Regions from separate parts of the Homo sapiens genome. Here region 1 is linked to region 2. The links are chromatin contacts, found by Hi-C or POLR2A ChIA-PET in ENCODE. All regions are on one chromosome and are shown on one strand. The core of a region is the stretch at or near the end of the contact, and the rest is flanking DNA. Distances in the headings are between cores, read along the strand shown.

Region 1 (6,851 bases), core at 2,141-4,640, 1.3 Mb before region 2:
GATCCACTCAACCCATGCAAGGGTGTTCAATAAATATGAGTTAGATGAACGGGCAAATGAATGGATGCAGTTTATGATAACAAGTGAATCTTCCATTCATTTAAGTTCTGAAGTCAACATATGTGTCTGTTTAATATAGGCTTAAAATGGGAAGGAGAACTAAGTTAAAAAGGTAGTGAAAGAGGGAAAACTGGCAGAAGTAATAGGCCTATCTCAAAGAAGTGCCCACACAAGGACGACAGATTCTGAATGATTAATAATAACAGTCTCCAGCTCTGACAGTCACCCATCCTGCTCGAGCTCAACTGAATATCCTTTCAAACCGTAGGCACACAGGCTGGATGCAGCTATTTGAGGAGCAGCTGCAAAAGGAAGGGTAGCTCTGAGGGCTGTGAGAATTCAAATGGAATATAACATTAATCAAGATGTTCACAGTATGGGAAAAATATAGTAGTTTTAAAAATAGCAATATTTACATAAAGTAAATATTAATGAAAATATATACATAATGAAGCATATGTAAATATCTGCTAATAATTGTTTGCTCCGGAGGGTAGGACTATGACAGGCCATTCTTATTTTCTTGTTGTTTAAATATTTTCTAAATTTTATACAGTAATTGGTTGTCGTATCTTAAGTTGTATAAACTTAAAACTTAGAGAAAAACACAACATGAACCAATAAATGTGCCTCATAAGAGCAACCAGAAAGAAATCAAACATAATGTTTCCTCCTTGTTAGGAAATCAAAAGCAAAACCAAAAAAAAGGAACAAGACAGAACTTTACTCTCTATGCTTCTGCTTGTTGCAATTTGTGTGCTGAGGCCCTAATAAGTTTGTCCTGGTTACTTGAGTTGCGAGGGATATTATAAAGAGTCCTCGGCCGTTACGTAATTAAGGCCAAAGTTGCAGAAAGCCATGTTAACAATGATAGTGGGATCTTCTGTAAAAGCAAAACCATTTCCTTAGTCCAAATCATAAGTATTGGTATATTTGCATACCTGATTATATTAGTGTGCATGAGGTTGGATGTTCCAACCACAAGTCACAGAACTCCTGACTCAAATTGGCTGAAACAATTAAAGAATTTATTAATTCCCTTAAAATATCCAGAGATAGGAAAAGCTCAAGGTTCAATACCATTAAGGTTCAGATTGTTCTCTTGGCACTATTCTCCTCTGTGTGTAAGGCTTGCTCCTCATGCTGGCTTTCTGCATGGTTCCAGATGTTTGCCAGCAGCAACTGGGGTTACCTGCCTCCTCATTCGTGTCTGTGGAGGGGCAGGAGTAGCTCTGTCTCAAGTATAGAATAGTAGTTTTCTCATCTATTTATTTGAGCCAACAACGATGTTAGAGAATGCCATGTGATGACTGGCTTAAGCCTGTTTCCCAGAGCAATCCCAGGCAAAGGGGAAGAGGTCACCTTGATTCATTTAGACTGATTCAATCTGATAATGGGGATGAGAATAGGATCAACTTCACCCGTGTCTTATGAGCTACATGGGGAAAGAGTTTGCTCCTGGAAGAACAGCTGGGAGGGGAGGTACTAGTGGGTAGAAAAAAGGGGGAAATGAATACGAAATAGGCAAGGACATATCTACCATACGATAGTATAGTCAGAGCAGAAAAAAAAATTATCAAGAAATGAGTCAAGACATCCAGAATCTATTGACATTAACACATCATTTGACTGTGAAGAAAGCCACAAAATTTCTGGGTTTCAGCTATTGTAGCAATAGCAGGATGGTGTGAAAATATTTCTATGGCCCCATTCAGCTCCATTATCAGATCATTACTCATTTCCTACCGCCCCCATCCTGGCTGCCTGCTCCCCAGCACACAAAGCACCCACTACAGCATATAGGTAAATACTTTTAAAGGAATGACTTTCCTGGTGAATTTTTTTTGTTGTTGTTGCCATTTATCTCATGGCAGATCAGCCAATTGCTATGACCCAGCAAAGTAAAACAGTGTGTGGTGCAATTATCTGGGAAATATAAGACCATCTATGCCATCAGATAATGCAGGGAAGGGTGGGCTTTGTTTCCTGAACAATCTGCTTGGTCGCTGTGGATGGTCCCCAAATCCTCAGATAAATGGACAGGGCTCCACTTTTCTTTGGCTGCATAACTCCAGCTCTTTGTGAATCAGGATCAAACTCCTTGCTGTAGAGATAAGATCATTTATGCCACATTTTAAAAGCAAGAGTTCCTTTTGAAAGGCTCATTTTACTCTTTTAGTGTCATATGACACTCTTTCACCATCCCAGAGGGTCCTACGACCTACAGCAGAGGCCCTTGTGTTTCTACAATAACGTATCTCAGTAATAAGTATAATATATAAATGAACTGGATTCATATAATGCTTCCGTCTTCCCACAAATAGTTCCAAGGACTTACAGAAGTTATTTCAACCACTAGCCTTCACATTGATGGCTATACATAAATGTTTAAATTTCTAACAATAATTATGTTATATCAGCATCAAAATTACAAAGGCAGAAAGTAACGACGTCAACAATTTGCAATAGAAAACTTGATCTCAGAAAAAGTGAATTTAAACTTTGCAAATACATGCAAATAAAGAACCATCGATATTTTATGACTCAATTAATTTTAAAAAATCACCAAAATATATTTTAAAAATGTGAACACTGCCTAAATTGTGGAATCAGCTGTATGAACTTGAGAAGTGACTTCTCTGAGAAATTTCTGCTGGGCTTACAGATGCTAATACCTTCTTATTTTCCCACGCTGACATCATATGCAAACTACCATGTCAAGAACGCATTTGCAGAATACATAAGCAGTGGAATGAAACATTATTAGTTCTTATTTGCAGCTGCTGCCAACCCCTGAGCCCAAGCTCTAATTGGAATTACAGTGAATTTAAAAGCTGTGGACACTCCAGGATCTGAATAACATACAGGGAGCTGCCATCCAAGACCTACGTTCTTTCAAGATGCATACTTCTGAAAACTCAGAGTTAAATAAACCCTTGAGCTTCATGACTTGATGAATGCAAAGTTTTAAAGATATGTGACTTTGAGTCTTTGCTGAATTATGTATAGATTTGTTTGAGCAATAATAAATTTAAAATGGAAACATACCATATATTTATATGTATTAAGGTTTTATTTCTCTCCCATCAAAAGTAATTTTCAAAGAGCCGTTGGTTTCTGGATTCTTCTCCATCGAAATGAGCAAGCTTCCACTTTAAATGTCTCCTGATTACTGGCTGCTTCTCAGGCTAATAAAAGCTGCTAAATCACTGCTAGGACAAAGGTCCCCACTGTGGTACATGAAAAAGAAGATTTACAGTCATATGCTATGCTGAACAGCCTTGTCGAGGGCAACACAGTGCCCTGCGTCTGTGACAGGCTAAAACAAACCGCATGCCAGATCTGATTTCAGACTTACATAAGAGGCCAGCCAGGCTGTAGCCTCAGTGCTTAGGAGAATGAACTGAATTGAGAGGGGGCTGTGAGGGAGAAAAATGGGGGCCAGGCCATGCAATTAGCATGTGCCTAGTTTTAATGACTGATCTCCTCAGATAGCCAATTCCCAGTGTTGATTTTGCTTCTGCGCCCACGTTTCTCTCTAGGTCTTTTTTTTGCTCTCCTCTTCTGTACACAGACACATTCTGATTGAGAGAAACACCACCCAACCACTGGGGTAACTGTATCGTATTTGGCTATATTTACAACTATAGAAAGGAGATGCTGGCTCATGTTCTAGGATGACAAGATATCTTTTTAGTGGGGACTGAATTCTTAATGCCATCTTACTAGCAGAGAAAGCAGGGGGCACACTGCTGTGGCCTGGCGCTGCCAAATATTCATTGGTCATCTGAATTTTCAGGCTAGTATTTCAACTATCTTTCTACTTTAACTGAGACCTTTGTATTAATTCAGTCCTCAACAAACAAACAAACAGAAAGCTTGTATTGAAGCTATGATCAGATAAATGCTTGTGAAGATAGATAGTGACCTTCTATTCTTTTTTTTTTTTAAGTTATTCAAATTGCATCTGGAAGAGGCTGGACTTTGGGTTGTTCTACACTCCCTTCTAAGGTTTAGCCATGGCTAAACAGGGCTGACTGTGTCTGCTCATTATTTATGCAGCTTTTAAATAACAAACTCCTGCAACTGTCCAAAATGAAATGAAAGAGCCCAGGTGCTTCGGTGAAGCATATCTTTCCCTGATGTAGGATAGGAGGGCACAGACAAAAAGCAATGATGATTGGACCTAACCTGGGCTTCTCAGGTTGCAATTGCAGAGAAGGGAAGGAAGTCCAGTTCAAGATGCAAATACATGGCACTAGGAGTCAGGAGGCCCAGATTCTGGTCCTGATTTTGATGCTAAGCTGGATCACCCCAAGCAAATCACTTTACTTTTCTGGTTCTCATTTATCTCACCTGTGCAATCAAGAGTTTGGAGTAAATCAGTGGTTGTCAAACTTAAGTGTGGACTGAGATCTCCCAACGAAAGGGCTTGTTAAAGCACCAATTGTTGGACTCCATCTCTAAGGTCTGATTCAGCAGGTGGGGCCTGAGAATTCGCGATCTCCAACTGTTAATTGGAAATTAACAATTTCCCAGGTGATGCTGACGCTGTGGGTCAGGGAGTCACTCATTGAGAACTGTTGAATTAGATGATTTCCAAGAGATCTTCAAGTTCTAAAGTGCTACAGATCATTTCATGTCAGTTCTAGATGGTTGCATATTGTTTACGCCTGGGTCAAGAAAACTAAAACTGGCTCCATAGCTCAGCCTACTCTGGTTTTTGTAGGAAATCATAAGATCCCAATTTTCTTTGAAGTCATTTGCTTGATACTTAAAACAGAGGGTGTAAAATAATTGAAAGTGCAAAATAATTTTTTCAAACAGGTACACGGTCTATCAATTAGTGGTTGTACAAATTGGCCTGCAAAGATAGAGTGGGTGATTCATTTAAGTTCATGCTTATAGAACTTGTGCTTTCTCTTTGAATCCATTTACTCCTTGCATTTAAAAATCACATTTTTGACATAAATTTCACCTCACTGTTGAATACTACCCTTAGTGCTTGATACATAAGTGGTAATCTGTTAGTCACTGGTAAGTTATGTGATGCCAATTCTGGTTATAGTTCTGTTACTGATAAAATATGGCCTTTGAGAAGTAATTTTACTACTCCGGGTCTCAAAATTCTTATTGGTAAAAAGAGCATTCTTACAAGGAATTCTTAATATTTATTTATGATTCTGAATTTTCAAATATGTAAGTAGATGAAATGTTTGGTTCCTGAAACAGAACCAAAATGTAAATGAAAAAAGAGGCAAACTATGTAAGTCTCATCTGGTGGCTCCAGATTCAGGAAGAAAAATAATTGTTAAAACCCATCTGCTCCCGCCAGGACTACCGAAAATTGGTCTTCCTGCTTCCACTTCTGCTCCGTGCCCCTCTGTGTAAGATCCTCCAACAGCTTCTCCCTGCTCTCAGAATAAAATCCAAACTCTTTATCAAGGCTCCTTCCCCTCTCCGAACGCATCCACCCTAAGTCAGCTTCCCATGGCTTCCTAAACTCCACAGTGACCTTCTTTCTGATACTTGAACATTCCAAGTTTATTTCTTCCTCATGGTCTTTCCACCAAAAACACCTGTCTGAAATGCTCTCTCACTTAGGTCCCCGCTTTGATTCAGATCTTCAGACAGTTCTTCCATGACTGCCAGTCTTTCTCCATTATATTGCCCTATTTTAACGGCATAGCACTTATTATTATTATTATTATTTTGTGTCTTTATATCTTTATTGCCTGTCTCTCTGTGAGGGCAGAAATCTTCTCTGCATTGACCGCCTTATACTGAGAGCCTAGAAGGGTGCACCGTGCATGATATGTGCTCAATATATTAGTTTATGGAATGAATGAGTGAATAAATAAATGATATTATAAACATGATATCATTTTCTATACTGAGCAAAAGAAGCCCTTTTGCTCAGTATAGAAACATGACCCTACGTTGAACTATTGATAGCTAAACACTTATGTTGTGCATATTACATGCTAGCCATTTTTAAAGTGCTCTATTTATTAATATATTAATATTTAACTCTCATAACACTCTTAAGATGTAGTCCCATCATCATATTCCACATTTCACAAAGGAGGAAATGGAAGTGGAGAGAAGTTATTGACTTGCTCAAAGTCAGAAAGCCAGGAAGTACATGGCCAGGATTCAAACTCAGGTTGTCTGTTTTCAGAGCCTGTGTTCTTAATCATTATGTTATAGATGATAAGATGAAATTCTGAAAATCCTCCCCACAAAACATATCCTTGCCAAATGATTACCCAATAACACTTGATCACTTCCACTGATGAGATTCTCATTACCTTAGAATCAGCCCATTTCTTACAGTGAAAGCTCTGATAAGAAATTCTCCCTTTTCTGACCCCAAATTTCTCCCAGCTACCTCCACCCTTTAGTCGAAGCTTCACTCCTTGAGACCTATAGAAGAACTGTAACCTCTCTTCCACCTGACGGCCCCCCAGCATTTGCAAGCTACTCAGCATTGCCTCCTTGAATCTTTCCTTCTCCACTGACCGTCCTTTGTCCTTTCAATAGCCTCTTGTGTAGTGATACCTCAGCTCTCTTACTATGCTCTTCCCTGAATATGCTCCATCTAGTCTATATCCTCTAAAAATTTGGTCCCAGCACTGGATACCATATTTTTGGTATGATCCAGTCAACAAAAAAGGGTGAAAAAGTACTCCATAATAAACTTTTGAAAATCAAACGAATGGCAACCACTATAATTTTTTTCCCAGGACAAACTTTTGCATTCCTGAGAGATACTCTGAGATATTTCCATG
Region 2 (7,704 bases), core at 3,422-5,921:
CCTGTCTTGCTAGGTTGTGAAAGTTCTCATGGACAATATCTTGAAGTACATTTTCCAAGTTGGTTCCATTCTCCCCATCTCTTTCAGGGACACCAGTGAGTCATAGATTTGGTCTCTTTACATAATTCCATATTTCTTGAAGTTTTTGTTCATTCTTTTTTCATTCTGTTTTTCTGTATTCTTGTCTGCCTGTCTTATTTCAGAAAGCCAGTCTTCAAGCTCTGAGAGTCTATTCTTCACTTGGTATATTTTTCTTTTAATACTTGCAATTTGCATTGTAAAATTCTTATAGTGTGTTTTTCAGCTCTATCAGGTTGGTTTATGGTATTTTTTCTATACTGAGTATTTTTTTCTGTCAGCTCCTGCATTGTTTTATCATGATTTGTAGCTTCCTTGTATAGGGTTTTAATGTTCTCCTATAGCTCAAGGATCTTTGTTACTATCCATATTCTGAATTCTATTTCTGTAATTTCAGCCATCTCAACCCAGTCAGAACCCTTGCTATAGAGGTGATGCAGTCATTTGGAAGAAAGAAGGCACTCTGGCTTTTTAAGTTCTCAGGGTTCTTGCACTGATTCTTTCTCATCGTTTTGGGCTTATCTTCCTTCAATTTTTTAGGTTGCTGGTGTTTGGATTTTTTTTTCTCTTATCCTATTTGATAACCTTGAGTGTTTGATTCTGGTATAAGGTGGATTCAGCTGACTGGCTTCATTTCTAGAAGATTTTAGGGAGCCAACACTCAGCTCCTAACTCCTGGACTGTGTGCTTTAAATATGGGAGACTTGTACTGGGCTGCAACTTTGTTCTCTGTCTCCTGGAGGTCAGGAATCTACTGCACTGGGGATGCTGAGGTTCTCACAGACTGCTTCTCATCACACTCCCATAGGTGGTGTCAGCCAAAAGGTTCTGTGATGTGGTAAGTGGGATCCGTCCTCATTTGTGCATGCCAGCAGCAGTGATAGCGGCAGCTGCAGTAGACTGCTAGCAGGTGCTGGAGTACCTACCTTCCTGCAGGTGTTCACCACAGTAATAGAGTCAATGCAGCTGAAAGGGAGTGGGGTTGGGGGCTGATGGTGACTGTGTGGGTGGTCAGGCTGGAGGTGGTGTTGGCTTAGGGCAAGAAACTGGGAGGTGCAGGTGTGGGTGCCTTCTCCGTGCCCCGCAAGCAGGAGTGATCCAGGGTGTGGTTTCAACCAAGCAAAAATATTTCCATATTTCAGCTGCAGAGCCAGCATCGATATGGGACAGTGTTAGCCATTTGGGAGAAGTTGGTTTTGGTGAGTAAAGACAGAATTTGTCCTTTTTTGATTTTTCCTGCAGGACTCACCCGCCAGAAGGGACTCTTAGAGAGAAAGTAGGAATGGGGGTGATAGGATATTCAGATAAGCAAAGGGAGAATCCAGGGATGAGCCTCCTTGGGAGTTTAAAAAAAACTTCAGACACTGCATGAGATTCACTGTGATTAGAAATATTATTAACTGAACAGGTATTTGAAAGATCTGCATTCTGGAACAGATTTTATTTTAACTTATTTTTCAACTGAGGTTGTAGTTTGGAGTGGGGAACTTTGTGGGATGAAGAGGCTAGCTATCATCTTGTTGGCAGCTTTAAGCCCACACATTTCTCACATAGTGAGTATGTTGAGACTGTGAAGCAGATCACATTAAGTTGCACAGAGTTAAATGCTGTTTTATTTTAATAGCAATATATTTCATTTCATGTCTGTAACTTGTATATAAAAATTTGTGAATTTCAAAGATAGTATTTCTTAAAATGTTTAAGAAAAAAGTAATTAATCTAAAGAAAATACACTGTAACCAATAGTATTTGTAGTATACAATTATAGTAAAAAATAAAAATTTTTTTTGAGACAAAGTCTTGCTGTGTCACCCAGGCTGGAGTGCAGTGGCACAATCTAGGCTCACTGCAACCTCTGTCTGCTGGGTTCAAGGGATTCTCTTGCCTCAGCCTCCTGAGTAGCCTGGATTACAGGTGTGCACCACCACACCTGGCTATTTTTTTTTTTTTTTGTATTCTTAGTAGAGACGGGGTTTTACCATGTTGGTCAGGCTGGTCTCAAACTCCTGACCTTATGATCTGCCTGCCTTGGCCTCCCAAAGTGCTGGGATTACAGGCATGAGCCACCGCGCCTGGCCAAACATCTTAAAAATAATTCATAAATGGGCAAAGTATGGAAAACATTTGACTTTTTAATTAACTTGCTAATGGTCTCCATGCATATGTTTGGATTTCACACATGCTTTAATTGCTACTTGTTTTTGAGAGCATTTTGAGAGGGCACAATTTTTGAAATCAAAGAATCCATTCAAAATGCCAACATCAGCTTCTCTTTTGTTTTAAGGGGATATTTTTTTCCCTTCTTAGAATAAGCAATGCTCTGTACAGTCCATTAGAAGGAGGGATCTTAGCAAAAATGGTTTTCTCTAAGCATTGTTGAAACAGATTGGTTATAACACCCATGTCTAATAATACCAAGGAAAACAAAACAAAAAAAAAGACAAGTATTTAACTTGGCAGTACTTCCCCCAGGGAGACCACTTAATTTTTGGCAACCAAAAAATAAAACTTCATCAGATGTACATATAATTGAATGCCAAATTGTGGCATTCGATTTCCAGACATTATTTTCCTTCCTTCCAAGGAGGCATGCAAGCCTGTAGATACAGCATCACAGAAGATACTTTTAAAAACACTCTTCCTTATCAATAATGCCTATGGATTGAAGAAATTCTTGATTCTTAAACGGTAATGGATAATAATGTTAAGACAGATGTTCTCCAAACTGTGTCAAGTAGAGATTAAGTCTTTGACTCTGAGGTGATTTTAGGTAAAACAATGTAAATTTGTAGGAACACAAATCTTATACTAATTAATTGGTTGGGCTAAGGAAATTATTACCAACACTAAATATGTTCCTTATTGTTGTTGTTACATTGAAAATGTCTAACTTTGAAAATGAAATTCTGTAAACACAGCTATAGTACAGATCGTTGGTTTTGGAGTCATACTTTGGATCAACTCTAGCCTCCAGCCAGTTAGCTGTTTCATCCTAAAAATAATACTTCTTTAAGCTTCAGGTTACTTATCTGTAAAATGAAATAATAAGATAACCCAACTAAAAAGGTGTATGTAAATATTATATAATATATAATATATTATATATGATTATATATAATATAATATATTATGTGCTTAGAAAAGCAACTGGCACATTTAAGATTGAAGGCATTATTATTGCATTGATCTTATGCATACATGTTTCAAGGTCAATTTGGTCCTGTAGTTAAAATCTAGAAATGTCAGATTTCCCCACATAACAATGTTTTTTAATGTTGTTCATTAAATTTCTACATTTTCCTCTACTTTGCTCTATTTCATTTCCTATTATCTTCTCTTAAGACCCTGTAGTTGCTTGCATTGTTGCCTTGCATAATGGAGGATGTTGGTGGCCTAGGTTTTTGCTGTATTTCATTTTCAAAGATGTGTTCTCAGACCCTTAGATGTTGAATTGCATCTCTTTTTTTGTATTGTCAACTTTTTAAAAAGCTTGATTCATTTAGATGTTCACGGGTATGTTGTCAGAATGAAGCTCTCACAATCCACTTGGGAGAAGAAATAAAATCTTCTAGCCTCTGCTGATACATAATCAATAGGGATCTGGCTGCTTGAGATTTAACTTACCTTATAGCTACCTCTGCAGCATAAATGGAGATTAGAACCTTCAGGAATTCTGGAAGTATTTATAAACTTTGATGGGGGATTTTGCTTTCAAAATTAATGGACCAACCTTGAATGCTTTTATCATTTTGCTTCTGCTGAAGATAAATTATCAATCTAAATCCTCTCAAGGCATTCAGTGTTATCACCTTGATTTATTCTTAAGTTTGTAGGTTCAAATTCTTATCTCATCTCTGTTTCTCAGCTGTACTTCAGAGAGGATACACAAGTATGGAAAAGGAACTTTCCTAATTTGTAGTTATTATTGCAAACTTCTCACTATGTTATTTTGACTTTTTAATATAACAAAAGAACTAACTCAAAGAACAATACTGTATTAGTGTCCTAGGGCTGACATAATGAAGTACCACAAACTGACTGGCTTAAGCAACAGCAATGTATTGTTTTGCAGTGCTAGAGGCAAATGTCTGAGTAATGTGTTCAAAAGGCCATGTTCTCTTTAAGAAGTGCTAGGGAAGTTCCAGTAGTCTTCTAACTTCTGCAAGTTTCTTGGCTTGTGGCAGTATGACTAATCCCCACTGGGCTTTCTCCCTATCTGAGTGTCTCTCTTTGTGTACAAATTCTCTCTTTCGCAAGGACACCAGTCATATTGGATTAGAGGCCCACCCTAGTCTACTGTGATTTTGTATTAGTCTGTTTTCATGCTACTGAAAAAGACATAATGAAGACTGAGCCATTTACAAAAGAAAGAGGCTTATTGGACTTACAGTTCCTCATGGGTTGGGAGGCCCCACCATCCTGGCAGAAGGTGAAAGGAACATTTCACATAGTGGCAGACAAGGGAAGAGAGCTTGTGCAGGGAAACTCCCCTTTTTAAAATCATCAGATCTTGTGAGACTTATTAACCATCACAAGAACAGCATGAGAATGACTCACCCCCATGATTCAATCACCTCCCACCAGGTCCCTCCTGCAACACATGGGCATTCAAGATGAGATTTGGGTGGGACATACCCAATCCACATCATTCTGCCTCTGGCCCCTCCCTAATCTCATGTCCTCACATTTCAAAATGAATCATGCCTTCCCAACAGTCCCCCAAAGTTTTAACCCATTTCAGCATTAACTCAAAAGTCCACAGTCCAACATTTCATCTGAGACAAGTCCCTTCTGCCTATGAGCCTGTAACATAAAAAGCAAGTTAGTTACTTTCTAGATACAATGGGGGTACAGGCATTGGGTAAATACAGACATTCCAATGGGAGAAATTGGCCAAAACAAAGGGGATACAAGCCCCATGCAAGTCCAAAATCCAGCAGAGTAGTCAAATCTTAAAGATCCAAAATGATTTTCTTTGACTCCATGTATCAAACTCGTGTCATGCTGATGCAAGAGGTAGGTTCCCATGGTCTTGGGCAGCTCCACCCCTGTGGCATTGCAGGATACAGCCTTCTTCCTGACTGCTTTCACTGGCTGGTGTTGAGTGTCTGCAGCTTTTCCAGTCACACGGTGCAAGCCGTTGGTGGATCTACCATTCTGGGGTCTGGAGGATTGTGGCTGTCTACTCTCAGCTCCACTAAGCAGTGTCCCAGTAGGGACTCTGTGGGGGCTCCAACCCCACATGTCCCTTCCACACTGCCCAAGAAGAGGTTCTCCATGAGAGCCCTGCCCCTGCAACAAACTTCTGCCTGAACATCCAGGCATTTCCATACATCTTCTGAAATCTTTGCAGAGGCTCCCAAACCTCAATTCTTGACTTCTGTGCACCTGCAGGCTCCACACCATGTGGCAGCTGCCAAGGCTTGGGGCTTCTACCCTCTGAAGCAACAGCCCAAGCTGTCCCTTGGCCTCTTCTAGTCATCACTGGAGAGGCTGGGAGGCAGGGCACCAAGTCCCTAGACTGCACACAGCAGAGGGACCCTGGGCCTGGCCCATGAAACCATTTTCTCATCCTAAACCTCCAGGCCTGTGATGAAAGGGACTGCTGCAAAGGTCTCTGATATGCCCTGGAGACATTTTCCCCATTGTCCTGGGAATTAACATTCAGCCCCTTGTTACTTACACAAATTTCTGCAGCTAGCTTGAATTTCTCCTCAGAAAATGGGTTTTATTTTCTATGGCATTGTCATGCTGCAAATTTCCCAAACCTTTATGCTCTATTTCCCTTAAACTGAATGCCTTTAACAGCCCCCAATTCACCTCTTGAATGCTTTGCTGCTTAGAAATTTCTTCTGCCAGATATTGTAAATCATCTCTCTCAAGTTCAGAGTTTCACAAATCTCTAGGGCAGGGGCAAAATGCTGCTAGTGTCTTTGCTAAAACATAACAGGAGTCAACTTTGCACCAGTTCCCAACAAGTTTTTCATCTCCATCTGAGACCACCCCAGCCTGGATTTCATTGTCCATATCATTATCAGCATTTTTATCTAAGCCATTCAACGAGTCTCTAGGGAGTTCCAAACTTTCTCACATTTTCCTGTCTTCTTTTGAGCCCTCCAAACTGTTCCAGCCTCTGCTTCTTACCCAGTTCTAAAGTCACTTCCACATTTGCAGGTATCTTTTCAGCAGTGTCCCACTCTAGTGGTACCAGTTTACTCTATTAGTCTGTTTTCACACTGCTGATAAACACGTACCTGAGACTGGGCCATTTACAAAAGAAAGAGGTTTATTGGACTTACAATTCCATGTGGCCGGGGAGGCCTCACAATCATGGTGGAAGGTGAATGGCATGTTTCACATGGCAGCAGACAAGAGAAGAAAGCTTGTGCAGGGAAACTCCCCTTTTTAAAACCATCAGATCGGCCAAGCATTGTGGCTCATGCCTGTAATCCTAGCACTTTGGAGGCTGAAGCAGGCAGATCACGAGGTCAGGACATTGAGACCATCCTGGCCAACACAGCAAAACCCTGTCTCTACTAAAAATACAAAAAATTAGCCGGGCATGGTGGTGGGCACCTGTAGTCCCAGCTACTCAGGAGGCTGAGGCAGGAAAATGGTGTGAACCCAGGAGACGGAGCTTGCAGTGAGCCGAGATCACGCCACTGCACTCCAGCCTGGGTGACAGAGCGAGACTCCGTCAAAAAAAAAAAAAAAAAATCAGATCTCATGAGACTTTTTAACCATCACAAGAACAGCACAGGAAAGTCCTGCCCCCATGATTCAATCACCTCCCACCATATCCCTCCCACAACACATGGAAATTCAAGATGAGATTCAGGCAGCGACACAGCCACACCACATCAGACTTCATCTTAATTTAACTAATTATACCTACAATGGGACTTTTTCCAAATAAGGTCACATTCTGAGGTACTGGGGATTAGGATTTCAACATAGAAATTCTGAGGGAGACACAGTGAAGGAATAAAACATTTGGATATATAATTTTATTTACGAATCATTTACTTTATTCTAAGACCTAGTCTCTGAAAAGAAATCCTATTTTTCAGATTCATCCCTGGTAGATGAAATTGTAAGGTAGGACTCCCAAGCTTTTCAAAGGGTGCACTAGAAACACTGAGAGGAACACAGAAACTGTTATGTTAACTACGATTTGACTGTACAAGTAGAAATAACATATTTTCCGTAATGTAGCTGAGGTTTACAGTGATGTATAAGCAATTCCTAAACACACACCAGCAAAGCATTCAGGTTCTTACATACGACACTGGTTCATTAAAAAGTAACAGAGCTGAGTCCATATACGAAGCCTAGACAGACCTTATTATGAAAACCTAAATTGTAGTATAAAACTGCAAATATGTTAACACCAATTTAGATAAATTAATTGTCAATTGTTCAATACTCCAATCCACATTTCATAAAAGATGGAGCTTGATATAGATTTTCCTCCCTTCATCCAGTCACTCTAAATTATTTCAGCTTTAAAGAGGCGAGTCCTTGCCTTTCACATTGGGATATAGAATTTGGTGAAGTGCAGCCTGGGCAACATGGTGAAATTCTGTCTCGGCAAAAAGTACAAAAATTAACTGGGTGTGATGATGC

The links. A loop is a pair of places that touch in the nucleus more often than their neighbours do. ChIA-PET counts read pairs that join two places held with the same protein, here RNA polymerase II (POLR2A). Pooled maps may share reads with other maps.
Region 1: a loop to region 2 is called in a pooled map, with 6 times the contacts of the local background. The contact joins two enhancer-like sites. A Hi-C loop is called at or near these places in 2 of 50 pooled maps. POLR2A ChIA-PET finds 5 or more read pairs at or near these places in 2 of 52 experiments (AG04450 and SK-N-SH).

Annotation. Positions count from the first base shown.
Region 1 is chr9:74,551,735-74,558,585 of GRCh38, reverse strand. The region is part of intron 1 of RORB (RAR related orphan receptor B); the gene reads right to left. Among named protein-coding and RNA genes, the nearest start is that of RORB-AS1, 57 kb to the right of the region's middle. Within about 2 kb of position 3,390, at least 4 of the 41 ENCODE cell types and tissues checked have a DNase peak (open chromatin) inside an H3K27ac peak, as active enhancers do.
Region 2 is chr9:73,217,023-73,224,726 of GRCh38, reverse strand. No RefSeq gene overlaps it. Among named protein-coding and RNA genes, the nearest start is that of ANXA1, 69 kb to the right of the region's middle. RefSeq lists enhancers at 4,322-4,591, 4,662-4,801. Within about 2 kb of position 4,671, at least 2 of the 41 ENCODE cell types and tissues checked have a DNase peak (open chromatin) inside an H3K27ac peak, as active enhancers do.